Linked DNA regions of Homo sapiens: region 1 is linked to region 2. Evidence: chromatin loops called from intact Hi-C (ENCODE). Cell type or tissue: PC-3. All regions are shown on one strand. Links, peaks and the distances in the headings refer to the core of each region. The heading gives the core; the rest is flanking DNA.

What was found. Peaks named below come from ENCODE experiments on the same cell type or tissue, not always from the same donor. Only the 100,000 strongest peaks of a DNase experiment are listed, where the experiment ranks them.
Region 1: a loop joins it to region 2, with 2.1 times the contacts of the local background. A loop is called at or near these places in 3 of 110 quality-filtered maps.

Annotation. Positions count from the first base shown.
Region 1 is chr3:178,056,484-178,072,009 of GRCh38, reverse strand. It overlaps LOC105374234 (a long non-coding RNA gene), which reads right to left. Exons shown (of 3, transcript XR_001741026.1): 3 at 6,162-6,188. Among named protein-coding and RNA genes, the nearest start is that of LINC02015, 250 kb to the right of the region's middle. In PC-3, for the core only: no CTCF peak of the experiment used is centred there; a DNase peak (open chromatin) is centred at 8,329; H3K27ac peaks cover 434 bases.
Region 2 is chr3:177,827,332-177,842,857 of GRCh38, reverse strand. All of the region lies in intron 1 of LINC02015 (long intergenic non-protein coding RNA 2015), which reads right to left. Among named protein-coding and RNA genes, the nearest start is that of LINC02015, 18 kb to the right of the region's middle. In PC-3, for the core only: no CTCF peak of the experiment used is centred there; DNase peaks (open chromatin) are centred at 6,717 and 7,697; H3K27ac peaks cover 2,232 bases.

The sequences.
Region 1 (15,526 bases), core at 3,858-11,857, 230 kb before region 2:
GAGATTGAGAGAAGAGGACACTTTGCCATATGAGGCATTGAGGAAAGAGCAGGTTTGGGTGGGCTGCCTGGGACAGAGCCGGGGGAGTGTACAGTGCAGCAAAGGGAGGTGGAAGGTACTGGTTTTTCGGAGAAACAAGGGAGAGCTCTCCTCTGTGTCCTTCTCCTGTCTGGAAATTTCTTCCAACATCATTAACCCATTGACATTCTTATCTTCAAGGTTTGGTTCAAATGTTATTGGCTCCAAGATTTCACTAGCTCCTACCTCTCAATAATAATTACTAATTCCTTTTTTAACCTGCGGTGCATTACAGATGTGTCTCTGTAAATTGTATATTGTTCTTCCTTATATTGCAACTGGTTGTTTAACTGTTCATCTCCCACACCAGAATGGAAGCTACGTGTGAATAGGAAAGGTTTCTTTTTCTTTTTTCAACTGCCCAGAGTCTGTTTTAGACTAGATAATGGAGGTACAAACTGAAAGGCAGCAATGATGCTAAGGGCAGGCATAGCCTGTTTCATAATATTAGGGGTGGGAGTTAGTGCTACAGGGGAACATTACGGAGGTTTGGAGGAAGAGAAGGGAAAGACAAAAAAGAGGAACGTTACTGAATTCATTAAACATACCAGTCACTGTAACATCGATCCTAAGAGGACACCTATGATAGCCTGAAAAATGCCCTCACCAATATGTATGTATTTGAATCCCTGGAATCTGTAAACGTTACCTTGCTTGGAAAAAGAGTCTTTGTGAATGTGCCTAAGTTAAGGATCTTGAGATGATGAGATAATTCTTGATTATCATCTGAGTGGGTCCTAAATGTTATTACAAATGTCCATATAAAAGGAAGACAGAGAGATTTCACAGGCAGAAAGGAGAAGGCAATGTAAAGACAGAAGCAGAGGTTAGAGGGAGGTGACCACAATCCAAGGATCGCCTGCAGCCGCAATAAGCTGGAAGAGTCAAGAAACGATCCTACCCCAAAGTCTCTGGAGGCTGTGTAGTCCTGTTAACATCTTGATTACAGCCTAGTGATACTGACTTCGGACTTCTGGCCTCCAGAACTGAGAGCATAAATTTCTGGGTTTTTTTAAGGTTGCAAGTTTGTAGTAATTTGTTACAGCAGCCACAGGAAACTACCACAACATCTAACATAGCCCCATTTATTAAGGAAGAAAAAAATGGAAGTTAAGAAAGAGTCAGCAAATTAGCCAAGTTCACATAGATAATTACTGGCAGAGGTGGGAATCAAATCCAAGTCTGAAAAACTTCAAAGTTGCTTAAAGCTGCTTAGTTTTTCTCATCCAGCATAAACAGGGGTTGGGGGAGGGGGGAACAAATCCCTCTTTAAGCCAAATTCTGTTTTGTTGTACCAATGTTGGCACTGTTCTGTGGGCTGAGACACTATAACTGGATTGTCTCCTGCAGCAAAATAAGAATAGAAATTTCAATTAGTTGACTGAGTAACTTAAGTAGACCTGTAGGCCTCTCTCATGATTACACCCCAAAGTAGGAAACTGCATAAATAACCTTTAAAAAAAAACATTTTAATTGTAGATATCCAACCAATGACCTTGCCAATTCTGCTTCCCCCATTTTGTAGTTCTTTATAAATGTCAAGTGAGAAATGACTAATTTTCTTTCAGCTTCTTAAAGCATGACTTGTCCATCTATTAAGCATTCACCAATAGTACATAGTACTGAGACCATAGTATATGCCAGGACATGTTTTATATGCTTTTATTTTTTATTTTTGTGGGTACATAGTAGGTGTATATATTTATGGGGTATATGAGATGTTTTAATTCAGACATGCAATGTGAAATAAGCATATCGTTGAGAATGGGGTATCCATCCCTCAAGCATTTATCCTTTGAATTACAAATAATCCAATTACACTCTTTGAGTTATTTTAAAATGTAAAATTAAGGTATCATTGATTATAGTCACCGTGTTGTGCTATCAAATAGTAGGACTTATTCCTTCTTTGTATTTTTTGTACCTATTAACCATCCCCACTTCCCCCAAAGCCTCCCAACACCCTTCCCAGCCCCTGGTAAACATCCTTCTACTCCCTATGTCATTAAGTTTAGTTGTTGTGATTTTTAGATCCCACAAATAAATGAGAACATGCAATGTTTGTCTTTCTATTCCTGGCTTATTTTATGTAACATAATGATCTCTAGCTCCATCCATGTTGTTGCAAATGACAGGATCTCATTCTTTTTTATGGCTGAATAGTACTCCATTGTGTGTATGTACCATATACATATTTTACTTAAACCCAAACATTCCTGCACTTCTTGGATTTACACTTTAGTAGGGAATTTTAAAAAGCAAAAGAAAACAATAAAAAACAAGAAATATTTAAGATATTTAGCATTATATTTTGAAAAAAAATGCTAAGGAGAAAAATAAAGCCAAGGGAGATGAGAAATTGTAGACGTAAAGATAGAGGGTGGTTGTGTAAAGCATCCAAGGAAGGTCTCTGTGAGAGAAGGGCTTGAAGGAGGTGAGAGAATGAGCCACAGGACATTTGGGGAAAACACAGTCCAGGCAGATGAATGAGAGAACTTGACGATGCAGAGAAGAGAAAAGTGGAGCAGAAGACATGAGATCAGAAAGGTAATTGGAGGTCAGTCTATGTAAAGGACCTTGGAAGGCCAATGGGGGGACTTTGGATTTTATCCTGAGTGAGATGGAAAGCCACTAAAGGGTTTTAAGCTGACATAATCTGGTTTACCTTTAAAAAGATGACTCAGGGGATCTGGTAAAGAATAGTAGGATATTCGGAAGTTCATAATTGTACATGGTTAGAGAAAAAAAGGCAAATTATTCTCTTTCCTCTTTATCTTGAAGTTGTCTCACCACTGAGTCTCAGAGACACTGATGATTCCATGTACTACACTCTACCTTACTTTTGCCCTTTTTGATATTCATAATGAAGCTCAAAACACAAATTACTTACTTTACTTTTGCCCTTTTTGATTTTTATAATGAAACACAAAATGAAATACATTTTTGATTTTTATAATAAAACACAAATGACCTACACAGTTAAATGTCTTGCTGCAATATTGCATATCTTTATCTGAGGAGAAGCAAAACAGAAAGAAAATTAATTTTTTTAGCCTTTTCTGAATGCCCTAAATTTTATATAACCTGAGCCAACAAGAACAGCTTTGATTTTGCTTTCTTTAATGTTCTGAGAATCCTTTAAAAAGTATAAATACAGTGTTCACTCTATCTTTCTACTTCACCAAGGACCCTTACACCAAATAAATTTGTAGCTTACAATTTCCCTTAGGTATAAATATGTGTAAATCCAGAGTTTCATTGAGTATTAGTATTATTATTTGGGGAGGTTTTTTTTTGGTAGAGATAGGGTCTCACCATCTTGCTCAGGCTGGTCTCAGACTCCTGGCCTCAAGTGATCCTCCCACCTCAGCCTCTCAAAGCAGTGGGACTGCAGAGAACCACCAACTGTTAGTATCATTTTAATACATGATATGAACTCTCCACAAATGGAAAGTGAAATGGGGAACAAAGAAGAACAGAAGAAAGGCCAAGAGTGTTGAGGAGCAGGGAATGGGAGAGGAAGGGCAGGTGCATACCAAGATTCCAAAGTGCTGTATTTTATGTCACTTATCTATGTGGTTTATGTTCCATAATGCTTTCATCTCTACCTGCTAGCAGCTTCATCAGTGGTAGACATTGTACCCAGCAATTGTTAACCAATCTCCTGGATGTCTATCATCTACAATTTCTCCAGCTTTAGTGATGAAAACATCTCAGAAGATTTGGAAATCTAGTTTGGAGATATATTTGAAAATCAGGATGACAATTTTAAACTATCTTGGGACTTTTGGATTATACCGAGTAGCTCTCATATTGGAACTTCAAACCATTCAGACTAGATTTTATCCCTTCTTCTTCTTCTCAATAAGGCAAACTACTACAAGTACCATTTTTAGGACAGTGCTTTTTACTTAAGAGAAGAACATGACAAGTTGCTTCATGCATAGATAAACACAATAAAAAAGGATTGTTCAAACTCAGTTTAACAGCGTTCCTGTAACCCAAGTCAGTTTGATATTGCATGTGAGAAGGAATTTCTGGCTCTTTTATCTTTCATCTGTGTCAGATTTTGCAACTTCAGAAATGCTTTTGTAAATGAAGATTCCAAAATGCCCTTACAGTAAAAGATGATTTTTCTTTGTTTTTTTTTTTCATTTTTACTGAGTAGAAATTTTTTAATAATCTATTGTTGGCTCATATTTTAATATCCCATTTTCTGCCTGCATATGAAAGAAAATATTTACATGTTGGAAATTTTGCATCGCCACTTTTTTTCAATTTTTCTCTGACAGCACAGCTAGCGTTGTTTCCTTCCATAGTGCCTTCATTTATCATGAATACTTGCTGTGTTTACTCTAAGAAACCAGGAAACAAACTGAAAGAACAAATCAAAAAGGAAATAGGAGTTGATTTTAGTAAACAATCCTAAGCTGTATTAGTACCTAATAACAATAGCACTGGGATTCCCCAGTGGATTTGTGTGTACGTGTGTGTGTGTGTGTGTGTGTGTGTGTGCGTGTGTTTAGACCCTATGAAATAGAGTTGGTTTGCAAGTAACAGAAAGATTGTCAAGGTATCAAAACTGTGCGCTTCAGCTTGTGAAACAGACTCCAAATTTGGAAATATAATTTTATGCTTTTTGACTCTTAAATTGTATTTTCATGGACATGAGGGTTTTGATATGAATAAAACATCAAACACATGAAACTTAAAAAAAGGGATGTGAGGAGAGAGTCTTTTATTATTACGTTAGTTGAAATGCCTTGTGATAACAGTGAGAAAAACAGCAAAATGTTCAGTATTTTGCTAAATATCTGGCGCACTGTAAATAATGCAGCATTCATGAAGGTTAACAGCACAGTCTTTAGGGGAATATCGCTTGGGTCCGAATCCCAGCTTTCCAACTCACTAGCTTTGTGACTTTGAGCAAATCATTTAACCTGGCTAAATTTTAGTTTCATTATCTGTGAGATGGAAACAATAATACTTACTTCAAGGAGTTATTAAGACAATTAAATGAGTAATGAGTCATTGAGGCAAGGAAATGGGTAAAGATATATAAGAAGCTTAGGATAGTGCTTTGGCACACAATTAGCACTCTCTAAACAAAAACTACTGCTTTTCTTAGATATAAGAAAATATAGATAAAGTTGTGTCTTCTTTGATGTTAAGAGTTATGGTCTTACAAAATTAATCAATGGAGAAAAGATGGTCTTTTCAGCAAATGGTACTGGAACAAGTAGACATCAACAGCAACAAAACAAACAACAATAACAAAAACAAATAAAAGAAAACACCTTGACCTAAGCCTCACACTTTATTACAAAAAATAACTCAAAATGAATTATGGAATTAAATGTAAAATGTTAAACTGTAAAACTTTTAGGAAAAAATTTGCAGGATCTAAGCATAGACAAAAGAATTCATAGACTTGAACCATAAAAGAAAAAAATTGGGCCAGGTGTAGTGGCTCATGCTTGTAATTCCAGCACTTTGGGAGGCTGAGACGGGTGGATCGCTTGAGGCCAGGAGTTCGAGACCAGGCTGGCCAATATGGCAAAACCCCGTCTCTACTAAAAATACAAAATTAGCCAGACATGGTGGCACACACCTGTAATCCCAGCTACTTGGGAGGCTGAAACATGAGAATCACTTGAATGCGGGAGGTGGAGGCTTCCGTGAGCCGAGATTATGCCACTGCACTCCCGCCTGTGAGACAGAGTAAGACTCTGTCTCAAAACGACAACAATAATAACAAAATAGAAAGAAAGAAAAAAAAATGATCACTTTAATCTCAATAAAGTTTCAAACCATTTGAATTCTGAAAAGCTCTTGAGAGGAAGAAAGCAGCCAGGTGCAGAGGCTTATGCCTGTAATTCCAGGATTTGGGCATCAGGAGGTCGAACCATGGAGTTTGAGATCAGCTTGGGCAACAGGGTGAGACCCGGTCTCTACAAAATATTTTTTTAAAAATTAGCTGGATGTGGTGTTAAATGCCTGTAGTTCCGGCTACTTGGGAGGCTGAGGTGGGAGGATTGCTTGAATTCACAAGGTTGAGAAGTTGAGACTGCAGTTAACCTCGATCCATAATTGCACCACTGCACTCCAGCCTAGGCGACAGAGCAACAGAGCAAGAAAAAAAAAAAATGAAAAGACAAGTTACCCACTGGGAGAAAATATTTTGAAATTACATACCTGAAAGAGGATTAGTAACTAGAATACATAAAGAACTCTCAAAACTCAACAGTTAAAAAACAACAACAATAAATATTCCAATTAGAAAATGGCCAGAAGACACATACAAACATTTAGCCAAAGGGACTAGAGAGATGGTATTCACATAAGCTGAAATTAGGTTCAATCTCATTAATCATCAGGGAAATGCAAAGTAACAGCCCACTATATACCTATCAGAATAGCTAAATTAAAAAAGAGTGACAGCAGCAAATGCTGGTGTATAGAAATGCAGAGAAACAGGATCACTCATATATGGCTGTGGGGGTGGGGGAGGATGTAAAATGGTACAGCCACTCTGGAAAACAGTTTGAAAGTTTTCTACTAAATGTGAAAATTCCGTATAACTCAACGGTTGCAATCCCAGACATTTAACCCAAACAAATGAAAACTTATTTTCACATAAAAACCTGTACATGAAAGTTTCTAACAGTTTTTTTCATAGTAACCAAGAACTGTAAACAACTCAGATTTCTTTCAATGAGTGAATGGTTAAACTGCAGTACATCCATACTAAAGAATACTACTCAGCAATAAAAATGAATAAACATTGGTATACACATCAACTTTGATGAATCTCCAGGGAATTATATTGAGTAAAAAATAAAAATAAAAACCAATACTGAAAGGTCACATACTGTATGATTCCATTTATAAGACACTTTTGAAATCACAAAACTTTAGAAATGAAGAACAAGTTAGTTGTTGCCAAGGGTCAGGAACAGGTAAGGAGGAATAAGGTCAGTATGACTATAAGGGTGCGAGAGGGACCGCCTGGTGGTGAGGAAACTGTTTTGTGTCTTGACTGTATCAACATCAAGATCCTGGTTGAGATATTGTAGTACAGTTTTGCAAAACGTTACCATTGGGAGTTATTGTGTAAAGTGTGGTACCTCTCTGCATTGTTTCCTACAACTGCATGTCAGTATAGTTATTTCATAACAAAAATGTTAATTTTAAGAAGATTTAGGGGGCTGAAAGATTTCTTTTAAAAAATCGTGGCTGGGCGCAGTGGCTCACACCTGTAATCCCAGCACTTTGGGAGGCCAAGGTGGGCGGATCACCTGAGGTCAGGAGTTCGAGACCAGCCTCAACATGGAGAAACCCCATCTCTACAAAATTAGCCAGGCATGGTGGTGCATGCCTGTAATCCCAGCTACTCGGGAGGCTGAGGCAGGAGAATTGCTTGAACCTGGGAGGCAGAGGTTGCGGGGAGGCAGAGGTTGCGGTGAGCCAAGATCATGCCATTGCACTCCAGCCTCAGCAACAAGAGTGAAATTCCGTCTCAAAAAAACAAAACAAAACAAAACAAAAAACTTCAACTCTACCTATCAGAACTGCAACTAGACCCATTCCAACAGAAAATATAGTCAATTTTTCAAGACTTTTCCCTTCAACCATTGGGCATTCTCTCCTCATCAAGAAAGTCTTCCTTATTCTAATCTAAGTTGCTTATGCTTTATCAGCTTATTTTTTCTGAATCCAGTCAGAGAGAAATTGTCACCATCTTCAGAATATCCTTCCTCCTATAGGAAATTATGTTTTAAAACAGAAATGACTTAATTATTACTTTTTAACTGATATTTTATGAGGTGAATCTCTGATTCATCTGCTCAACTGATAGCACTTCATAGCCTTTAGTTTCCTTGGTCCTAGAAGAAGAAAACAGATGAATCAAAAGCCTAGGTAACTACTTTTAGCTTTTCCTCTTTTAATGAAAGGTGTTGAGTCACCTTTTCTTTGCCAATATTTCTGCATTCTTACTAGGACTTTGGTGGTGGGCAATATTTTGGTACTAATTGTATTGATGGGACATTTTTTATTTTGGAGAACATTCACTGTTAAGCAAGTATATGCCTTAACTTTTTGATTTCCTTCCAAAACACTTTTTTTCCTAAGGTTTTATGAGTCAATTGCCATTTCAAAAGGGAAATGACCAGGCCTAGAGCCATCCTTAAAAGTAAGACTGCATTCTTATTAAGTGGGATATGGTTGCACTGTCAGTTCCTGGGGTGTGTGAAACTCAGGGGCCAGCTGGCTGAGGAGCTCATCTTGACTGTCTGTATTTAACGAGTTACATCATGCTTCCTTCTTGGGAGGAAGCTGGCACAGCTATTCTCAAGAAGGCAAACATTAATCTCCTATCACCCATTTGGGTCCTAATAAAATTCACTTAACTGATCCTTGAAGCCATGTGCCATTCTCTAAAACACAATCAACTTTTCCCATTAGAGGGAAACTGATTTGGGTGCTTTTATTACGGAAAAAAAGCACAAGCCATTTATGTGCAAAAGCTTTTTTCTGTTTGTCTGTTATTTGCCTTCTACTTTTCTTTTTTAAAAACAACACAACCGTAATAAAAAATATTCTGCCCTGTTTTCTTACATTTATTGATGATGGTTGGTTATAATACAGTGCAGGAATGGCCTGAGGTGCAGCATCATAATGGGCAGACAGCATCACAATAACAAGCTGTGATCGGGGCCAAGATGGCCAACTAGAAGCAGTGGTGGTCAGAGGCTCCCACTGAAAAGAACTAAAACAGCTTGCGAATCCTGCACCAGCAACTAAGGTATCCAGGTTCTGTCATCAGGACTGACTAGGCAGCTGGTGAGACCCACTAAGAGAAAGGAAGAGCAGTGTGGTGTGGCGGCCCACCTGAGAGCCACAAGGGGCAGGGGATCCCCCATCCCCCAGCTAAGGGAGGTGTTAAGCAAGCATGCTACCCATCCTAGGTAACCGTGCTTTTTCCATGGAACTGTGCAACCCATGAATTGGAAGTCATCATCCTCAGCAAACTAATGCAGGAACAGAAAACCAAACATCCTATGTTCTCACTCATAAGTGGGAATTGAACATTGAGAATACATGGACACAGGGAGGGGAACAACACAAACGGAGGCCTGTCAGGGGGTGGGGGTACGAGGGGAGTAGAGCATCAGGACAAACAACTAATGCATGCGGGGCTTAAAACCTAGATGATGGGTAGAGAGGAGCAGCAAACCGGTATGACACACATATACCTATGTAACAAACCTGCATGTTCTGCACATGTATCCCAGGACTTAAAGTAAAATAATAAAAAATAACATAAAATAAAAATTAAAAATTAAAGTTGTGACCTAGCATGAAATAATTGTTGTGATTTCAAGTGGCTGTTTTTTAAGGCAGGAGATAGTTTATTGTTTTCCTTAGGCTATGAGCTAAAAATGGAACTGGGGGCTGATTTATAAAGATATAGAAGTCTAGCCTAGGAAATGCATCTTTTAATATCTATAACCAAAGAATAGCATTTTCTCTATGTCATCAGCATGACCTTAATTTAGCATGGCCATTCAGTGGTTGCCTCTAATTCCCACAATCTGGATGCAAGAAATAACAAAGTGTGTTTGGTTTTCAGCATCAGCAGGATGCTGATTAGGATCTATCTTGAAAACTAAGTGAAACAATAAATGAGTGTGGAAGTGCTTTGTAAACTGTCAAGTGTTATCCATATAAAAATTGCTTTTGTGATAAGCCAAACAAAATAAATACTAAATATATAAGGGAGCAAAATTCTACGTTTTCTCTAATGGAAAATAAGTCTTTGAAAACACAGACTTCTGCCATTATGTTCATTTGTGTAATTTTCCTCTCCTGAAAACCATGTCTTCTAATCCCTCTCCAACTTAATGTTGTTCAATGTACAAATGATGTTCGTTGAATGACTGCTTGAATTAATTCTGGCAAATATGAAGGATGATGCACTGAACAACCATCATCAGCACAATTTGTGCTCTGTGGTACTTCTCCACCCTATTGTGATGAATTGGAACAGAATCATCAGAGTACTCTCACCTGGGAACCATGTGACAAATAATTCAACAGCATAGACACCTGGCCAGGGCTCAAGTTATTTTGTACAAATTGACCAACTGAGTTGGCCTTTGTTCTTTCCTCTCATTTCTTGGGCACTTTAAAATTGCAAACAAAAACACTAAAGTAGATGAAATAGAAGCAGAATATTCTAAATAAGATTGAGTTCAATTCCAGAATCTCTTTTTGGCCTGTCATTACGTTTTGGTAATAAAGCTGTGAGTAAGATATAGACATTGTCCCCTAGAAATCTGTGGAGAAGTGCAGAGAAGAGAATAATATCCATAAAGCATGGTGGGGACAGCATGGGAAAAAATGCTTAATATTTACTTTGGTGGGAGTGTAGTTCTGGAAGAGTTTACTTAGGGAAGATGGCATTTATCATGAGCCTGAAGAGATAGGTCAAATGTGAGAGGCAAAGATGATAGTCATTTACCACTGAAGAATGTTCATCCCCTATTCTCTTCTTTTCCATACGGGAGCAGAAGGGATTCAACAAGATGAGTCTTAGAATTCTCTGAATTCTAGAACAGGCATGTTATATTGATACAAGATATTAAAGCATTACCCAGAGAGATCCTACAAACAAATTTTAGGTTTCTTTTGCCCAATTATATTTTGAAGCAAAGCAAATATACTGTGGTAAAAGCATGGGATTTAGCATCAGACAAGATTAGGGTTCAAATCCTGGCTCTGCTACTTGAGCAGGTTATTTAACCTTTATAAACCTCAGTTTCTGTTTCATTAATATATGAATTACAGTGGTATTTAACTCATCAGAATTTTGTTAGGATTAAATGGTATAATGCATGGAAGGGGCTTAACCTAATGCTTTGCTCCCAGAAAGCACTTAATAAACATAAGCTATCACCATTACAAGGAATTTCACCCTCAATTACTGTATTTCTCATCACTGCATCCTCCATTGTTCAAGAAAACACAAATTATCTATGCTAAGGTAAATTTTTCATTTTAAAATATGAATTGCAAGGTGGTTTAAATGTATCTGACACCTCTATGAATGGAAACTTGCTGTAAGCTAAGTTGTATATATCGTGCCTCCCTCACTGTCACAGAGAAAGCCCAGTGTGGCTGCTTCTCCCTGTTTCCAGCAAAAATATTGTAGATAGGGTTGATTTATTGGGCCTCACATAGCATGGGCCATCTGGGATTACTGAGGAAATCATCAGCCTTGGGAGGGTCACTGTTTAGACTTGGGCAATCAGTGTAAGCTTGGACTCTGCACAAGAAATGTGGCTCATTATGCAGCTAGGCTATTAACTATCAACTTTCATTTAGAAATATAAATTCTGCTCTCTTGGCTGCCCCGCTGATCTGGTTATAATGTCCTGTGTGTAATGGAAAAGTACAAAGGCAAAAGATGGAAATTTAGACTTACTATAAGAGCAGTTGATGAAAATCCTGATTTCTGCATACAAATGAATTCCTTTTGCCAAACACATGTGTTCCAATTTACCCCATTGCCCCACTTTTAAATATCATGTTTAATTATGTAATGCTCCTGCTATTACTCACGCGATTTTGTTTTCTTATCCAGAAATTTATTCTTACTTGGGGTTTCTCTTATCTTTTTACTTGGTACTCTAATTTATTTTCCTTTTTCTTTTATTTATAGCTTTCCCATTTTAAATGTGTTGTTGCGGGGAGGGCAGCGGAGAGAACACAAAGAACATTTTAAAGGATATTACACTAAGATTTCAGTTGAGCATTAACAAGAAATCATTAAGCTGACCCATCATACGGCGCACACACATACAAATCATTGCCGAAACAAAACAAAACAAAAACTATGTGTCATGCATTGTACCAGGCATCAAGGAAGAAAAGAGAAACACAGTATGCTGCTCATCTTGATAGGATGGTCCTCAGTGACGGCACTTGTGCTTTCCAACCCCTTCCTATGAAAGCATTCTGAGGTTTTGCCTGCCACTTTGATTTTAATGGAAGTTACCCACTACTTTTTTCAGTGGTCAAGGCTTGCTGAGGGCTAATGCCACTAATGTTAACCATTTACTGTTGACCCTCTCCTAGAAAACTAGCAATTAAATGATGCGAATAATATCAGATTTAAGTAAGAGCAAGCAATATTTCCTTATTGTATAAAACTAAACTACCCCATGAGTTTAATAGCATTTATAGCCTCTGATAGAGCTGTGTGGACTTGCAGTGCAGCTTATTTTGTAATTGCTTTTTTTCAGTTTCTATTTCTTTATAAACCATGAGCCCTTCTATAGCCTCAGCTACTTACGCTGGTCTCTTTTTAGTTTGGCTTCTCTTTTTTCTCTTCCAGAACCGTTTTAGCACCCTCATCTGTAGGTTCCATTCCTTAGATTAACCATTCTTAATTCTAGCATGGCTCTGTCTTAAAGTACTCCCTGTGACAACACACTGATACCTAACTATATATGGATATGCCAGAGCCATATCACCTCTTGTTTGAAAAGCAAAGTATTCCTATTGCCCAGAGGCCCCATAGACACCCTATCTCTAAACAATCCCCTCTTTCCAAATTCAAAGAACTCTGACTCTGATTTTGGAAGACTGCCAAGAACTGTAGGAGAAACTCTATGTACTTTTCCAAAGCTACTTTCTATATACAGTTAGCAAAGTGTCCTAAATTTCTCTATGAGTCTCAATCTCATTGCTCTGTCTCCTTTTTAATATTACCCAATCTTATCATACTTCTATTTTTAAATTCACCTAGTAGACCCCTCTAAGGATGTTCTAAGCAAACCCAATCTAATTAAAAACCCAACTTTAAAATGTCTTATTCGAGCTTCCTTAGATCTACACCTTACCCATATGTTTGGGTTTTTGTTTTGTTTTGTTTTGTTAAGAGGTTACTTTATCTTCTGCATAGACCCAACAGATGTTTATATTTGTAGTTGGTGTGCCTATGGAGACGTCTCATCTCTACAGTTTGAATGAAGCCGTGTCAGCAATAATGTACTGGGGTCTATTCGGTCACGCTGATAGCCAGGGAGCAAGGTCATATGAGAGGCCATGAAAGAACTCTCTGTTAAGCTCCCCACTATTAGTCTTACTGTAAACATCACTGGTGACAAAAAGTGTTGTTTGGAAGGTATAAAGCCTAGCATCTTAAAAATCTGAAAGGCTGATGTAATTGTTCTGTTTGATAAGCTGCGGACAAGAAAAGACACGTACCTTAGAAAATAAAAAGATAAAACACTGTCTCTTTGTTTAGCCAAAGTAAGGACAATTTCTTTAAAGCTGATCCAAAACTTGTAACAAAGATGCACCTAAAGATATGTCAGCCTCATTACTTACCCTGGACCTTGTGTGATTTTTACCAATCACAGTATAAAGGATTAGGTAAACCAGCTGCAGTCCCTTGGATGTACTGCTAGTAATCTTACCTCTTATAACAGTCTCTTTATAGAAAAGACACTCAAAACATCATGGGAACTGGGATGATGCATAAGAGTATTTTTACTCACTTTCCATAAACAACTAATGATGGAAAATCCCTTCTCTGGCCTTATAGTCTCCTTCCTAGGTCTGTTCCTAAATAGTCCATCTGCTCCCTATGACCCACAGCTTTCTTGACTCGGCCCTGTATTACTTCCTGTGGTATTATTACATTTTCCTTTTTGCTGCCATATTACCTTTAAAATAGATTCCAGAAATGCCCTCAGAATCTTACGAATCAAATTGGCTTGAAGTGGAGAAGGGACCTTGGAGGAATCTTTAGTTCCTTCCGAAAGATAGCTAGGTAGGTAGACAGATAGAGAGAGAGAGAGAGAGAGAGAGAGAGAGAGAGAGAGATGATAGCTAGATAATAGATATAGACAGACACTCAAAATTATTCTTATTTTCATAATTTCTACTGATTAAGTCTAGTTCTGTTATCTAAGAAACCCCAATGGTGGCTGTAATGTTGAAAGGCAAATAAAAGTTAAAAGAAGTCATTCTTTAAAAAACAAAAAAATAATGCCCCCCATGTAATCAATAGTTCAATGTTTGTTATAAAAATTGACAATAACAACAATAAATAAAGTCAAAATCTCAATATTGACCCTCAACATGGTTCAATGTCAAATGTGCTCATTTACCAAGCTCTCTTATCTGATGGGCTCTCTCATTGGACATAAAAACCTTTTATGTAGCATTAAATATACAGAGGATTATGTAATTCTTCCATTTCATATGTGCCACCAACCCTCTTATTATTATGCTATTTTCTTCTCCAAGGAACAGCTACTCCTAATTACATTTAGTGTTTCTGAAGGACACTTTGTGTAATATGATGGTTATTCAGCATCTGTTTCTCAAGCAAGATGGGAAAGATGATCTGCTATCTCTAAAATTGTCTATTGTACTCCTATTAATGTGTTTTCTGCTTTGTGCATCAATTTCTGAAAGACTTTCAATGCGTTTTACCTGATACCTTAATTGTAGCACAAAATGTTATGGGAAAATGCTATGGCTATGAATTAACCATTTACTGCCCAGCATTTACAAAATAGTATATACAGCTAGGTAAGACATACTTTGAAATTGTCTTCAAAGCAATGCGATGGATCTGGATTTTTAACACTCCCCTCCCCTACATACTTACAAAAGAAGTTATAAATATAATAAACATTAGTTGTTTTGGCAGTGGTCATTGATTAAAGAGGGATTAAGTGATAAAAATTTCTCCCCTTCATTAATGAGTACTGCAATACATTTTCTGCAGCCTCAGCCAGTCTCACATGTTCTTTCCCAGAGTAGGGTTACAACATCAGAGAAAATATTAAAAACATTACAGTGAGATGAGTAAGTATTCTAAGAAACTGGCTTTGTGTACATTGCCTGAGCTCTCTACCCATCAAAGTGACCAGCAACTCTCATTACGATTAAAGGAATAAGAAAGAGCAAGATCCTTTCTAAATTAAATAGTTTAATGCCATATTTCATAAACTACAGTCTACAAATCACTTGCATTAAAAAAAACTTAAGTGTTTATAGAAAATTCAGATTCTTGGACATCATCATAAATCTAGTGAATACTAATTTCTGTTGGGTAGTCTCCTGGAACCTGCATTTTTAGTAGGCTTCTAAGGTAAGTTATAAACATAACTAAAGTTTATTCATTTATTTATTTTTATTTTTTTGAGACAGAGTCTCTTTCTGTCACCCAGGCTGGAGTGCAGTGGCGCGATCTTGGCTCACTGCAACCTCCGCCACCCGAGTTTAAGCGATTCTCCTGTCTCAGCCTCCCAAGTAGCTGGGACTACAGGTGCCCACCACCATGCCCGGCTAATTTTTGTATTTTTAGTAGAGACGAGGTTTCACTATATTGGTCAGGCTTGTCTCGAATTCCTGACCTCAGGTG
Region 2 (15,526 bases), core at 3,762-11,761:
TGAGGCTTAGTTTCCCTTCTGTAAATGTGGATAATATCAAATTTATAGTACTATGTTGTAACCCTTTGCAAATCACAGATTTCCTCTGTGAATCACAAATGACAGTTGTGATTTTAATTTTATTTAATTCAGACTGAAAAAAATAAGAAAACAGGCAAACAGTTCTACATATCACCAGCAGAAAGTCAACATACCCTTAAGAATGGCTTTGACACTTTCTCAAATTCACTCTCCAATTGAATGATGTACCACAATGATAAAGGAGCTATCAGATTCTTTGCAAAAATGCAGTGACACTGTAAAAATTGTGACCATTACTAATGAATGTTTGCAGAGGGTAAACATTTTACAACTGTCAGCAAATCAAGTACCGGAATGGCAGAAGGTCACTTGGTATTTGAAAGACAAACTATGATGGCTCAATGGTAATTACAATGAAACCAATTAGAAGATTAACAAACCCCAAATGGCATAATGTCATATAACTAACTGTTTAAAAGTCAGAATTTTAAATTCAGAGGATAGGAATCTTGGAAATCCTCTAGCCAAATCTTTCCTGAGGCCCAGAGTTGTGAAGTGATTTACCCAAAGTCACACAAAAACTTGGAATAAGAATCTCTAGATAGTTGCAGGTGATATTTAAGTTCTTATATTTTTAAAAAGTTTAACAAAAATGATTGTTTTGCTGTTATATATAATAAGCTACTAATTCTCCATTTGGATTAAGAACTAGGCATTTTAGAGAGTATTTCATATACACCATCTCTTTGTCTCCTGTCAACCCAATGAGATGAAAACTACCGTGTTTCCCATTTAAGAGGTGAGGAAGCTGAGGCCCTGGGAGGCCCTGTGGTTTGAAGCCATAGAAATGGCATGCGGCAATCATGCTTCAAATCTAGACCTGTCTGACTCCGCATTGAATGTGCTTTTTGCCTTATCCTTCCCTTATTCTCAATTTTTGCAAAGATCAGTTATTAAAGATACCAGAGTAACTGATGATGTTTGTATTTCATCCTTAGGGTATCTGTAGGATACAGCCCTTCTTACATATTATGACTGAGCCGGAAATGCAGCCCTCAGCAAGAACAATGGGCACTTTTTCCATCTTGAGTCCTGTTCTGAGCTATTGGTTTCTATAAAGCTACAGTAAAGCCATTTGAAAGCACATCAAAGCTACAGAACAAAGACATAGTCCTCTCGAGATGCATGAATATCCATCATGTTTCTACAGATATTCTTAGAAAGAAATTGCAGGACAAACAGCCCTCGTGGTGTCGTAAAAGATGTCCCAGAATTGAAGTCAGATCTAAGTACATACAAGACACAGTGCTACCCCTGCAACCTGTATGACCTTAGAAGGCTCTTAACTTCACCCGTAAAATCAGACAAGGCTTTGAAAGGATTAAATAAAATAATTCAAATATCCTTTGAAAAATTATTAAAATGAATCATCAACAAATTTATAGAATACATTATTTTGTTAAAAAAATATACAGTAGAGAGGAACCTACTTATGTCAAGTTTAAAACACAGTCCATGTGTTCAAGGAGTTGACAAGCTAGATGGTAAAGCAAATGTGCCTAGTTATAAAAACTAAACAAAAATTGGACATCTGAGTTTCTGTCCTCATTATTTCCAGGTTACGAGTAATGTTGGTATATTTGTAATAAAGCCTTTCTTTTGCCTTTTGAGATTTTTTCTCAGCGTACATTTCTAATGTACAATTATGTCTATATTTTACTGGTTTGAGGTATGTATCTGGTTATCTATTGCTGTAATAATAAGTCATCCAAAAACTACGTGGCTTAAAACAACAATTGCTTTTTCATTATTCCTCACAGTTCTAGGTGTTGACTGGGCTCAACTGGGCAGCCCTGTCTCTGGGTGGTTTCAGACGGCTAGTAGCTAGTGCTGAAGTCATCTCAAAGCTTCCATGTTGGCAAGTCTAGTGGTTGATGCCAGCTGCAGACTGAGCTCTCAGTTGGAGTTCTTGCCCAGAACACCTACACAGGACTTTCCATGTGTGCTTCCTGCTTCCTCATGACATGGTGCCTCAGTTCCAAAATCAAGCACCTCAGGAAAGCCAGGCAGAGCCAGATCACTTTTTATGACCTAGAATCAGAAGTCACGTCGCATCACTTTGGCTGTAGTCACAGACCCATTCAGATTCGAGAGGAGAGAACATCATCCCTTCCTCTGAATAGGAGGGTCAATGTCATATTGGAGGAAGGGCATGATGAATGGGAAATCTTGTTGCGACTATCTTGAGAAACACCATCTACCACAAGGTATAATAAGCAGGATTCAAGGGTCTATTATATTGCAATTAAAATCTGTTACATATATGTGCACATGAACAAAAAGAATATACAGTATAGGAAAGAAAATCACTAGTGTACTAGAGTACTGGGGTTAAAGAATCATGTAATTCTTCCAAACGTCTGTTGTAGCTACACTGTTTTTCTCTTCCAAAATGCTCACTCACGATACTACATCATCTGCATACTCCAGAGTGGCCGGACTGAAGAACTCAGGTGCGTAAGTTCTCATGTGCTTCAGTGCTCTCGGCAGAAGATTAAGAGATTGAGCATTTGTGCTTTAGATGACAGGAGACCAGAGGCAGCTCTTGAAAAGGTCAGGCAGTGTAAGGATGTATTTTAGGAAGATGTGTCCTAAACTAGATAAGGAATGGGGACCCTTATGGGCAAAGACAGTAGCTCAGACTCCAGTGGGAAAGATCAATTGTACAGGTGTGAGGGCTTTGAAACAAGAAGGGGAGCAAGTAAAACGTAAGGAAAGTAGAAGTGAGACTGATTTGGAGACCAGAGAGCTGTGCAGTGAGATGGCAAAGAAGAGGCAAGGACAACTCCTAGGCTGCCAGACAGGTAAGGGAGAATCTATGAATCAGTCACCGACCTAAATGGGCAGGGAGCGAGTTTCAGAAGAAAGGATGAGGAATCCCTTTTTTGTTTTCTTCATAGTCTTTTATTGATGAATTTCGAAGAAACAAGCACAGAGATGTGTTTGCTAATCCATGTTAATCTTGCTCAAGACATCACCTCTTTATTTTCGAACTTGTTCTGCCTCTCTCTCCCAACATTTTCTCTGATAGTCTCTATTGAATAGTCTTGTCTTATATTTTATGTCTCAGCTTAAAAACTCCTTTCTTGGGGAAGTCTTCCCTTACTCCTAGACTCAATTAGATGCTCCTGTTATACCCAGGCACAGCACACTACACGCTCCTTTGCAGCTCTTAGCACACTTGTAATTATCTAAGTGTTTGTAAAAAGACATGTGTTCCATGTTCCTCGCTAGCGTGTATGCTCTGCTGGGGAGAAGTTGCACCCAACATGTCTCCCTTGGTATCCCGAGTGCCACCCACTGTGCCTGGCACATGGTAGGTGCTCAGTAACTGCTGCCTGAGTGACTGCCCAGCTCTGCCTTCCGAGTTACTTGGACTAGGTGTTACCAATTCAAATACCTCTGGGGCGGAGAGGTCAGGAGTAAAGGAGGCCAAGTGGTGGGAACTGTAGTAAACTATAGTGCAAGCCCATCCAAAGCATTCAAATTCTCACAAAAAGCAAAACAAAAAAACATGTCCTCAATATCTCCAGCTCACAGACAGTCTCCCGTCTCTGGTTAGACTGATGTCCTCCCAGACAGAATGACTCCTCATACAAGAAAACAGTTAATCACTGAATGCAGATCTCCCAGAGGGCACTCAGACTCAAGACAATGACCAGCATTATCACTCCCGTAATACGAATTCTGCACATTTGCAAATGACCCTGTTCCCACATGTCATCTACTGCTCCTTTCTACAATCCTCTTCCATTCACTGAATTTACGACCTAAAGAAAAACTTAGGCATCATCCATTCTAATCCACTCGTTTTACAGATGAAGAAACTGGGGCAAATGATTCACTTGAAAGCACACAGCTGGTTACTGGAGATTTGGAGATGTAAGAACCCAAACTCGTCTAAATGCTGTCCAGTGCTTTTCCCAAGCCACCACCACATCCGAACTGAAGTTCAAGGTGACTTTTGGAACTGAAACACTATGAAAATATTAGATGCAGAAATAATTTTCATCATGCATCTATTTTAATATAAAATATAAATATGTATATGAATAAACATTCTCACACATTGCTCTTCTTTAATTCTGGGCACGACCTAGACTGGGATCTGAAATTGATCCCTTGCTAATGAGGAACAACTAAAAGGCAAAGATTTAATGATAGAAATTGTTTATAGTTGGCCATAAATAATGCAGTAATGGAATATTTATTGATTCCAGGTTCAGTAGCTCAAATGAGTGATGGACTAGGAAATGCCTGCCACTTTTTGATGCCTTACACACAAGCGCAATCCACCCCATTAAGGAAATGTGCTAAAGCACAGAGCCAAAAATTGACTGAGCTATCTGGATACTCCAGGCTGACTCATTTGCAAGATGGTTCTTTTCTTAGATTCTCGGGGTAGAAAACACATAATATAAGTTTTTGTACATTGAAAAAAAAAATGATGTGACCTTGTTTCCTATTAGTGCTGTCAAGCTGAGGAAAATCGAGAGGTGTCAAATGGCCTGAAATTTAAGTTCATTTCATGGCCCATCTGGCTCACCAAGTACTGGACTCCTCCTCTGAAAAGCCTCAGAATCTCACTATTCTTTGTTTGCATTTTAATTTCCTCAGAGCTCTAGAAATTCAAACTTGTAGCCCGGATGCCTTTATCCCTCCCCCACGCCTCCCTGGCACAAGTGCTGAACAGAAAACACCTTGCTTCCCTTTAATCACAGAATGACAATATTTCAACATACAGAGGGGCTGTTTGTGCTTTATCTTTTACTGCATTTTTATGGGAAGCAATGTATTTTCTTCCTTTTCTCCCCTGATACTGTAACAATCTTTCCTAAATTAAATATGTAACCAATTTCTCATATGACTTTATTCCCAGGCTCTTTTTAAGCCATCATTAAATATCTTCATGCTGTTTGACAGTTATTCCTCATCAGTGTGTTACCTTAGAGACTGTCTGGTGTAAACGGAGGTTTACAGTGTATGGAGAGAGAGGGGAAGATGCCAAGGAGGAGTCAGGCCCACCCCCCATCAGGCAGGGACAGGGAGAGCATGGCCAGGAGAGGGTGACAGCCAAGAGGTACACACCTGATAAGCAGAGAGTGCGTCCCATTCATCTTTGTGTCCCCAGGACCTAACTCTGCTCCAGGCACAGTGAGGTTCTCTGAAGATACTTGGTGGAGAACAAAAAAGGAGAATAAGGAAAAAGATACAGCAGAAAGGTAAGAGGAGGCAAATGGAGAGGAGGCAGGGCGCTACGGTGGGGGGTGGGTGGAGAAGAGGCTGAAATTTGGAAAGATGTTCACTGAAAAAAATAAGACAGATGGAAAGCTCCACACCAGAGCGAGATTTGGGGTAATCTATCATTCATTAATCAATTTGATCCAAGACAAAATATACATAATGATGTTAAAATGTGAGGATTTCAGCCCCTGAAGAGAATGACAATTCTTAGAGCAATCCAAAGTCTGAGACCACGCTCTGCAGTGCAAACAGGCTGCCACAGCCAAGGCCCCAGGCCAGTTCAAGAGGCATTTGATGGGCAAGAAGGTGAACTCAAGGAAAAGGGTGTTGGGCTGAGCCACAGTGCCTTAGGTGGTAGTCACTGGGTTGAATGAAATATGTACCCCGGTGAGACTGGACCAGCAGTCATGATACCCCAGAGGAAATTATACAGGCCAAGAAAGAAGAAAACACTTTTAACATTTCTAATAGTAGTAATTATCTGGATTTATTGATCAACTCACTGAGCTTATCTGAAAGACAAGAAAACAAACTGGGATTTGACACTGACTACGGTCACAGCTGCCGTGTGTCAGCTTTAATTTACAACCATTCTCTTTGACACACAGTCTTTGTGGTATTGAGCAAGAATTGGTAAGCCTTGTAAGTGGCTCATTTATATGACTTCTGTGGATATGTGGGCCTCGCCTAATGCACATTAAAGAAACAAGCTGGACACTTGAGCTACATTTCAGTCTCTTAGGTAACAAAGCTGTGTACGACAGTGCTATTTTGGCACTTTTTGTTTTGGTGGCAATCCAAACATGTAGAATCTTCAAAATTAATTGTGGAAGACGGGAATATTTTGATTAATCTTCAGTGAATAATCTAGTTCAGCCAACATTTCTTGGCACTCACGTACACTGCTGCCCACAGGGTTATTTTTTGTTAAACTTCCTAACAGGATCTGATATTGTACATTGTAAATACATAAGTAAAATAATCAAGGCCCAAGGTTTTTTATTTGTTTAGTGTTAGGATTTTTTTTTCTTTTTTGAGACGATGTTAGACATACAGAAGAGTTGCAAAATAGTACAGAGGATTTTCTTAGAGCCTTCACCCAGCTTCCCTTAATGTCGACATTTTGCATAACCATCATACAATTATCAAAGCTGAGAAATTAACATTGCTACAATACTGTTTACTAAACTACAAAATTTATTCAGATTCCATTTCTTCCACTGATGTACTTTTACTGTTCCAAGATCTAACAGAGGTCTGATTTTAATACAAGATTGTTTTTTCATGTAAGAGAGGAGGTAGAGTTCTTAAGTCATGGGATCCCCTAGAAGTTAGGCTCCATGACAGCCAAGACCTTGTCAGTCTTGTTTATCTCTGTAACCACAGGCCCAGGAAGAGTGCCTGGAACATAGAGACTTGAACATGTTGAGTGAAGGAACGAATGACTAAGTGACCAGTCAGAACATTCTCTTCATTTTTACAGAAAGAAACCCAACAAGACCAGATTCAAGGGATTCTTTTAAATATTTCATTTTCCCTTAATGTCTAAATTCTCATGGTTACTTTGGGATTTTTATATGGCATAGTTAGACTGGAATTAGACTTGAATGATTAAGAATATTGGAGAAACAGGTAACAATCCCACCGCTAACTACCTCTTACCCTAACCTACAAAGCTAGGCTAAATGCCATTACCTGTGTTCCATTAAGTATATTTTATACCATACTTATTATACTATGCAATAATTAACTGTGCATTATAGAATGAACTTCTGCGCAACAGTTTTTTCATCTGATTATGCCAAATACCTAATTTATATTAGATACATAGCAACACTGAATAAATACATCGTTACCTTTCTTCAGTACACCAATCACCTGTACACCAACATCAAACACACAGTGTTATTTATATCACATTGTTGATGCTAATACTTAACAAATTGTTCATTATTAACGATAATGTAAAATTGTTCATAAGAAAACTGAATTTCACGCCCACATTATAAACCAAACCCTTAAGGGAAAGTTTATTCTAAGACCAACTAACATATTCTGATCTTCCTTTTAACTTCTAGATATATTTGTGACTTACAAGAAGTACATTTATGTTCTTTATATGTTTGTTAGACTTGCTCACCAAACAGAGTGAGCTGGTTTATTTTGACTGTGTTACTCAAGTACTTAAAACATAGCCACATGCTATAAGCTACTCAATAACAAGCTGTCTTTGGTGTAATCAAAAACAGAGCAGAGAATATGAAAGCCATTCACAGCCATTCTCCCAATGCTTTATGGCTACTTCCTAAAACCATCATTCACTCTCACACACAGTGACTCAGGCAAACCCACATCCTTCTCCCTGACAGGCGCGGTTGCCCTCCTGGCTTAATCCTACTGGGAGGCAAGACCTCATGGTGAGAGTAAAGGAGTTTAAAGGGTTTTAGACCAGCCAGCTGGTGGATAGGGCAGAACTTCAAGTAATCAAAGATAATTCACTCCTGGGTGCATGTGTAGTCACACTGTAAGCAAGTGTGTCTATCAACAAAAAACAAACACAACTGAGAAATCGCATCATAGAGAAACAAAGCTAAAAGGGCCCATGTAGAGGAAAACACGGGATACTAGAGAGGTAAAGTAACTCACCTTAGACCACACAATGGAAGTCCCAGTTAGCAGCCAAAATACTTCAGAATGAAAATCATTCGATTGATTTTTCCAAAATCACTGCTTCAAAACCACTAAAGCTAACAGCAGCAGGTATTGCAAATCAGGCCATGTTGCTCCCTTGCTTGAGACCTTTGAATGGATTCTGGTTGGGCTGAGGGGCCAAGCTTGTCAGTGTAGTTTACTAGCACTTCAACTCTCTGGTCTTGCTTGCCTGCCTGTCTCACCTCTCATCATTCCCACTTATACTCCACAGGATCCCATCACACTGTCCTGTTTGGAGTTGATCTGTGATGTTGGGTCCATGTTCCATGTTGTCTTTGGTCTCTGTTCCCTCTGCTAGAATGAATGTCACCCTGTCAGACACCACCCTCCTCTTTGTTCTCCTTGGACCCTACATTTCCCTACTTAACACTGCTTAGGCCAGAATTGAAATTGGCCTTTTTTCTTTGTTTGTTTGTTTCTTTATTTGTTTGTTTTCGCCACTTTCTCTATAAAATGATAAAAAACTTGAGAGCAGCAATCATGTCTTTCTGATTCACTGCTCTATTCCCAGGCCCTTGTACTGTGCCTGACACGTGATAAGTAGTAAATAAATATTTTTTCAATAAATAAATAAATACATTAAATTAAAAATTTCTTGTTAATTGCCTATAATTACTAAACATCCTATGAATATCATTTCCCCCCTGAGAAAATAACACTATATAAGCCTAAAACCAAGCCGTATAATATTTCATAGGGGTTGGTTTGCTATAAATTGAAAATCAGGTTATTAACATTATTATTCCCAAGCATCATGCTATATCTATGCCCTTTAATAAATTAGGTTACCAAAAACTATATCCACCCACCCTATTCCCACAAAATGATACTCAGAAAGCAGTTTCAACATTCTGGACTCTTAGACATCTGGTCCACTAATTTTGGATTTGAAGCTGTCTCCATAATAGTTGAAGAAGCAAGCTTTGAATTCCCAGCCCCTGAATACCAGGTATCTGGACCTTGGGCACTGTGACATTGGAGCCCACACACCTTCTTGCTAACCCTAAAACAATAAGCCTGCACCACCCATTATATGCATCCTTTCCACTGTAAGAATGAGTTTCCTATAAAAAATGCTTTATAGCACAGTGTCATTTTATGCACATAAAAGAGCTAAACTTTTATTTTTCTCATATTCCAGGGTTTTTCTGAGGGGACCACGTGATGATAAAGCTGTCTTTCTGCAAGTATTTACATCTCCTGTCTTCTTCTGCACGTGCATAAAGGATTGCATTTGAATCCCTGCCAAGATAAGTCTTAATTGATTTTTTTCAGGTGTTTCCTACTGCCATGGCAACCATAACCAAATATCTTTTCATGAATAGCTTTGTCAATTGCAATATAATATTCTCACTGAATACAGTCTCCAGTTCTCTTTCTACAAAGCTCTCAGGAGCTTTCTCTTCTCTGGCCTAACATCTCTTTTCCTTCAAGCCTCTGGGCCCCATGAAAATCATATATTTAAATAGCACACATGGTTTTTTAAAATGAGAACCTCCTATGATTTCCATCAGTAATAACACACACAAAGATAAAAATAGAGTATGCTTTCAAGGGTAATAGATATTTTATTACTGGCATGATTTGTCAAATACCTATAATCCCTCTCAAATCAACTTTGATGGTGTTATTTCGTTTTTTGTTTTTGTCTCCCAAGAAAAATCATTATTCATCTTAAGAGAGAACATCTTGTCAAGTGTTGCAGTTCAACAAAATAAGGAAAACATCTCTGCCAAAACGCAGCAAATGTGATTACACAAGGCCAAGGAGAAGCCCATAATTAGATCATTACCATGGAAACAACCTAATTACATGTGTAAAGCAGTGAGGGCTGAGTTGTAGATCTGAATATGTGAATATCATTGTCTATGTTATAAAATTTCTGCTACTTAGCTTTCCCCAAATATAAAATATAAACTATATAGATAAATCTTAGTTTAAATGAATGAAAAAATACTGTACGTTGTGTGAATGGAGTTCAGGGATATTCACTCTATTATAAACATATACATATACCTTAAATGAGAAAAAAATATTTCAATGTGCACATTAATAATAAATGTATATTAGCATGTAAATAGCTGAACGGCCTTAAGTGTGCATTCTGGAATTTTATACTGTGCAAAAAATATTTGCTAGAACAACCAAAGTTCTGATAAGGTAATTTAATTTTTCAACTATATTTTATTATTTATACTCAGGAATAATTTTATATTGATCTTCCCTTAGTTATTTAGAGGCCTGTTGTTTCTTTAAGGACTCATTTGTTGATCCCTGAAGGCTAAAATGTACATCTCCATTCACTATTCGGGCCACAGTTAAATAAATGTCCGAATTCTTAGGGGCAGGGGAGAGGCTACTCAAAACTTTATTCATATAGGTGTGCATTGACTTTTTTAAATTACCAAATCTAAATATCTCTTTCCCACTGCCTTTTAACACTATTTACAAGTGCTTTTGTGGCTAAATTTCTTAAATACCTTCGTCACTCTTCTTAACTGTCCATTTGGAAAGCATCTTCTCCAGCAGCACCAGATATTAGCTAGGCCCTGACCTCCTCCACCTCTCCTGGAAAACAACGTGGCTTCCAGAGTTCAGTAGGGCAAGAGAGGAGATGTTGCTGAGGTTCCTTCCTCCCAACTTCTTACCCTTACACGATCACGATCAGGATCACAGAGAGGATCCCAGAGCACAGGGCTGAGGGTAAGAGTGTGATGGGCCTTGTTTCTGACTGGTCTGCACTTCTCATGCCACCTGTGCCTCTGACTCTAGCAATGCCCCTTTCCTACTGTCATTCCCTACCCTTCTCTGCAGCTATAAGAACTGGTCTCCTTCTAGGGAGGAGAAAGAATGAAGGAAACTGTGGCTTTTTTGGATAAAGGTACAAACTCATTCTGGTGCAGTCTTCTGCATGCCTCCCTTAGCTTTCTTTTTGTAGCACATCTCTCTCACACACACACACACACATGCACACACACAAGCACACACACACAAACAACATACAACCTGAGAACAGAATAGATGTGGCAAATCCATCGGCAGCGCAGGTATCCCAATTACTAAGTCTCTCTTTAACAGAGGATCCAAGGGGTGTAGTGCATGAACAGGTAACTAGCTGGGGACAGAAAATAGAGCCCATCCACACAACCATAGAATCTGAAGGAGGAAGGGAGGTGGACACAGGGAAAATAGCTGGACTTAAAGTCAGGTCATTAGATCGCTCTGTTGTGTGAGTCACTTTCCCTCTGGGCCCTCAACTGTCCCTCTCTGCAAAGCAATAGGATAAGGCTGGATGGCATTTAGGTCTTCTACGAGTTCTAATATGCTCATTCTATGGCTGTAACATAATCTGGGTCACGGCTGCTTCCTGTTTGCCCTCTCATTCAGCCTGGCTGGTCCTGGACCTCGATGCTCCTACTCCCTTTACTGTCCATCCACCCAGCCTAGAACACACACACTGTTAAGATCAAAAGAAGGAGCCTGAAATGGAGACAAGATTACTCTATTTGTCTTAAGCAAATCCTATAACCTCTGTGGGCCTTCATTGCCTTTTCAGTCAAATGATGGCCATCTGAAGGATATTCAGATGGGGTAGTGAGTAAAGGGATCTCTACAAGCCCTTCCAGCTGTTCCAATGTAACTTCCCTAAAGAAGGTTACTTTTATTTGTGTACTTCTTTCAGCAGCTCTCTCCCATACTCAAAAACCTTTGGTGACTCCCCATTTTCATAAATGCCAAACCCAAAAGCCACTGCCTGTCCTTCAGAGCACCTTTTAATCTAGCTGCAGTTTTCTTGCCCAAACTCGTTTCACTCTATACTTATTGCCCGCCATCCCTCACCTCAAACTCACTAGTCCAGCCAGGTTTTTCCACAAACACATGTAACCTCAATCCCAGTTTTTTCCCCACTCCCATGCTGCTTCTTTATTCATGAGCCTGACACATGGTAGGCCCTCAATACAGGTTTGTGGCTTGACTGTTAAAGCATTCTCTCTCCCACATCCAAACCTCATCCCAGTTTCCAAGGAACAGATTAGGCCTTACCCCATCTGTGAGGCTTGCCCTGGTTGCTGTGAATTACATGATCATGCTCTCTAATCTACAGAATTTATGACGTGACACACAATTTAGGACTGACAGTCATGACCTCTTAATCACTGTTGAAAGTGTGGGGAGGGAAATTTACTACCCCTTATGAGTAAACATTCTGAAGACGAGTAACAAGGCTTCTATTTCTTTATAATTACCACATCACCTAATCCCACACTGAATCCTTGAGAGGTACTCAGGAAATATTAGACCGAAAGGCTGGGAGGTGCTCCAAGAACATTTCCTAACCAGGATGAATATCATTCCTATTGTACAATCTCCACTTGGCAAAATGCACATCTTTCAAGAGGAAATTCAAACGCCAGTTCAATGTGGCCTTTTCTCTATCCTGCTAGGCAGAGCTTGCCTTTTCCCTTCTTACAAATGTCTATCTGTACTTCTCTCATTGCTATAACTATTCGTTTATATATCTGTCTCTCCACCTAAACAATAAATTATTTTCCTTGAGGAAAATTTTAAAAAATTTACTTTTGTTATAATTCCATGCTCAGTACCATTCCCATAATATAATAAATGTTTAATAATGTTGAACGAATGTATAGAAAATATGCACATGCCCTCTAGGAAAACAGTGCATTTGTGCTTTATTTTCTCTCTCTCTGAACTTGGTGAAATCAATTTTTGACAAATTGAGATGAAGAACTAATATGAGGCTTGGCATCCACTTTGCAAGTTTATGATCTAAGTTGCATACAGAGTTAAAGGACAGAATTATCCATGGGATTATAATATTTATGACAAGTCTTCTCCACTATGACCTTTAGTAGTCCTGGGTGGCTATGCATGGATACTGCACTGTCTGGCTTTTGAAATCCACATAAAAGAATCATTAAGTATTTAAAAGCCACCATTAAGAAATTAAAAGAGTTAATATGTTAGAAAGTATAAAGATTTTATTTGTTACAATATCTTCTGTGGGGTGGTCCACAGAATGCGGTAAGATATAAATGGGGAGCTACTTTTAACACCACACGTGTACCTCTCATCATCACTATCTACTTTGAACTTTGTTTGTTTGTTTGTTTGTTTGTTTTGAGATGGAGTCTCGCTCAATGTTGCCCAGGCTGGAATGAGGTGGCGTGATCTCGGCTCACTGCAACCTCCACCTCCCACATTGAACCAATTCTCCTGCCTCAGCCTCCCAAGTAGCTGGGATTACAGGCGTATGCCACCTTGCCCAGCTAATTTTTGTATGTTTAGAAGTGACAGAGTTTCACCATGTTGGCCAGGCTGGTCTCAAACTCCCGATCTCAAGTGATCCGCCCACCTTGGCCTCCCAAAGTGTTAGGATTACAGGCACAAGCCACCGCACCCAGCCTCTATTAATTTTTTTAAAGATAGTGTCTCTCTCTGTCACCCAGGCTGGAGTAACAGATCATATAGGTCACTGAAGCCTCAAACTCCTGAGCTCAAGCAGTCCTCCTGCCTCAGCCTCCCAGGAAGCTAGGACTGCAGCTGCGCACCACCATGCCCAGCTAATTTCTGTTGTTGCTTGAGAGAGGGTCTCACTGTATTGCCCAGGCTGGTCTTGAACTGCTAGCGTCACGTGATCCTCTGGCTTCAGCCTCCTGATGAATGTAGTTTATTAATGTATTACTTATATTCTTTCTTTAATGCATATTATTCAAGAGCAGGGATAGTTTGAGACATGTCTCTCTTCTCTGTAGCACCTAACACAATAATTTCTGTGGGTCAGAAACTATTTCAATAAACAATTACTGCATGAATTTATTAAAGACCATATTCCAAGTTCCTGGTTTAATATTCAAGTTTAATGCTTAAGATTCTGGTGAATACTGAAACTGAGCAACATGGCAGAAATTACTCTTATCACAGTATCAATAATGGATGTCCTCTGCCTAAGCAACCAGTTTGTTTTACACAATCATCTTCTTGAATTATATTACCACTCTCATTACCACTTGTAGCAAGCATGGGGGATTCAAGATACAATTTCATATTCAAAACACCATCTCCTTCTTTTCTACCTTTGTTTTCCATTTATCTAACTTTTCCTATTAATTTAAATTTAATATCATTTTACTATATATAATATGCTTCTTTGTAAGCTATCTTAAATTACTTTCAGACCAAACAGGTCCTCATGAACATAAATAAAACAGATCCACAGATATAACAAATATAAATGAATAATAAAATAAAATCTGAAATTTTCTTGATTGAAACTAATTCTTGATTTAAATTATTTTTACATTTGCTATTGATAAATTTCTTTAAATTGTTATTACTGAATCACAACTTTAATCACTCTATAGATTGTTCATAATTTTGCTCATGCTTAAAAGATAACTTTTGCTTTCCATTTAGTCATCTGGCCTTATTACTACACACTTCCAAGTTAGCTAGTGGCTAATGGGGAAAAAAGAGTGAGAAGATGAATAATTGTCTTCAAGACAATCTCTGTATTTTAAGAGCTGTGATATATAATAATATGATCAACACATACAGCACTTACTATGGGCCGGCACTGTACTAAGAACTTATCACCATTGAATCTTAACAACAACCGTAAAAGATGACACTGTCATTATCATTCCATATTAGAGATAAGCAAACTGAGGAACTCAGGCATTTGGTAACTTTCCCAAGATCACACCACAAGTACATGACAGAACCAGCATTGAAACCAAGGCTGGCTGGCTCCAGAGTTGTGCCCCTAACCACTTTGCTACACTGCCTCAACTATGCTGTCTCTTCCGAGTCCTTAACATTGAAATATTAGCTCCCAGCATTGTTCAAGAACTACTGCAAGTAATAAGAGGTAAATGGTGAACAGATGATCAGTTATGCCGCTGCAAGTAAAAGACAATTGCCCCCACAAATCCCACTGTTCTTAAGATGACATTTCCCAGCACTTACCCCTCCTAGCCAAAGCATTAATGGATGACGCTCTAATATAAACTTTGTGGATTTTAAGAAATCCAAATGCTATTTAAGTGAAAGGCATTGTGCAAAGGGGGAATTTTCTTTCACTCTCAGTGGCAAAGTTATTCATTGCCTCCTGCTATTAATGAGTCATCTGTTGCTTCAGTCAGTGCTGCCCAGGGCTTTATTTGCCATCTCTGTGTTTGAGCTTTGAAATGAGGTTATCGATTTATGATCAGTGTAACTCCTGGCTGACTCCTGGATGTTAAGATACAATAATAGAGGGTTTTGTGGAAAATCACCAGCTACACTTGAAGGCCGGATCTACATCTTGTTCATTTTTTTGTCACTCCAGCATCCGGCACATAATAAACACTCAATAAATATATGCTGGACGAGTGACTGGTTTCATAAATTACTCTATGGCTATAGACTTTAAGTTTATAATGGATAAAGACTGTACTTACCATCTTATATAGGGCTAACATTGAAC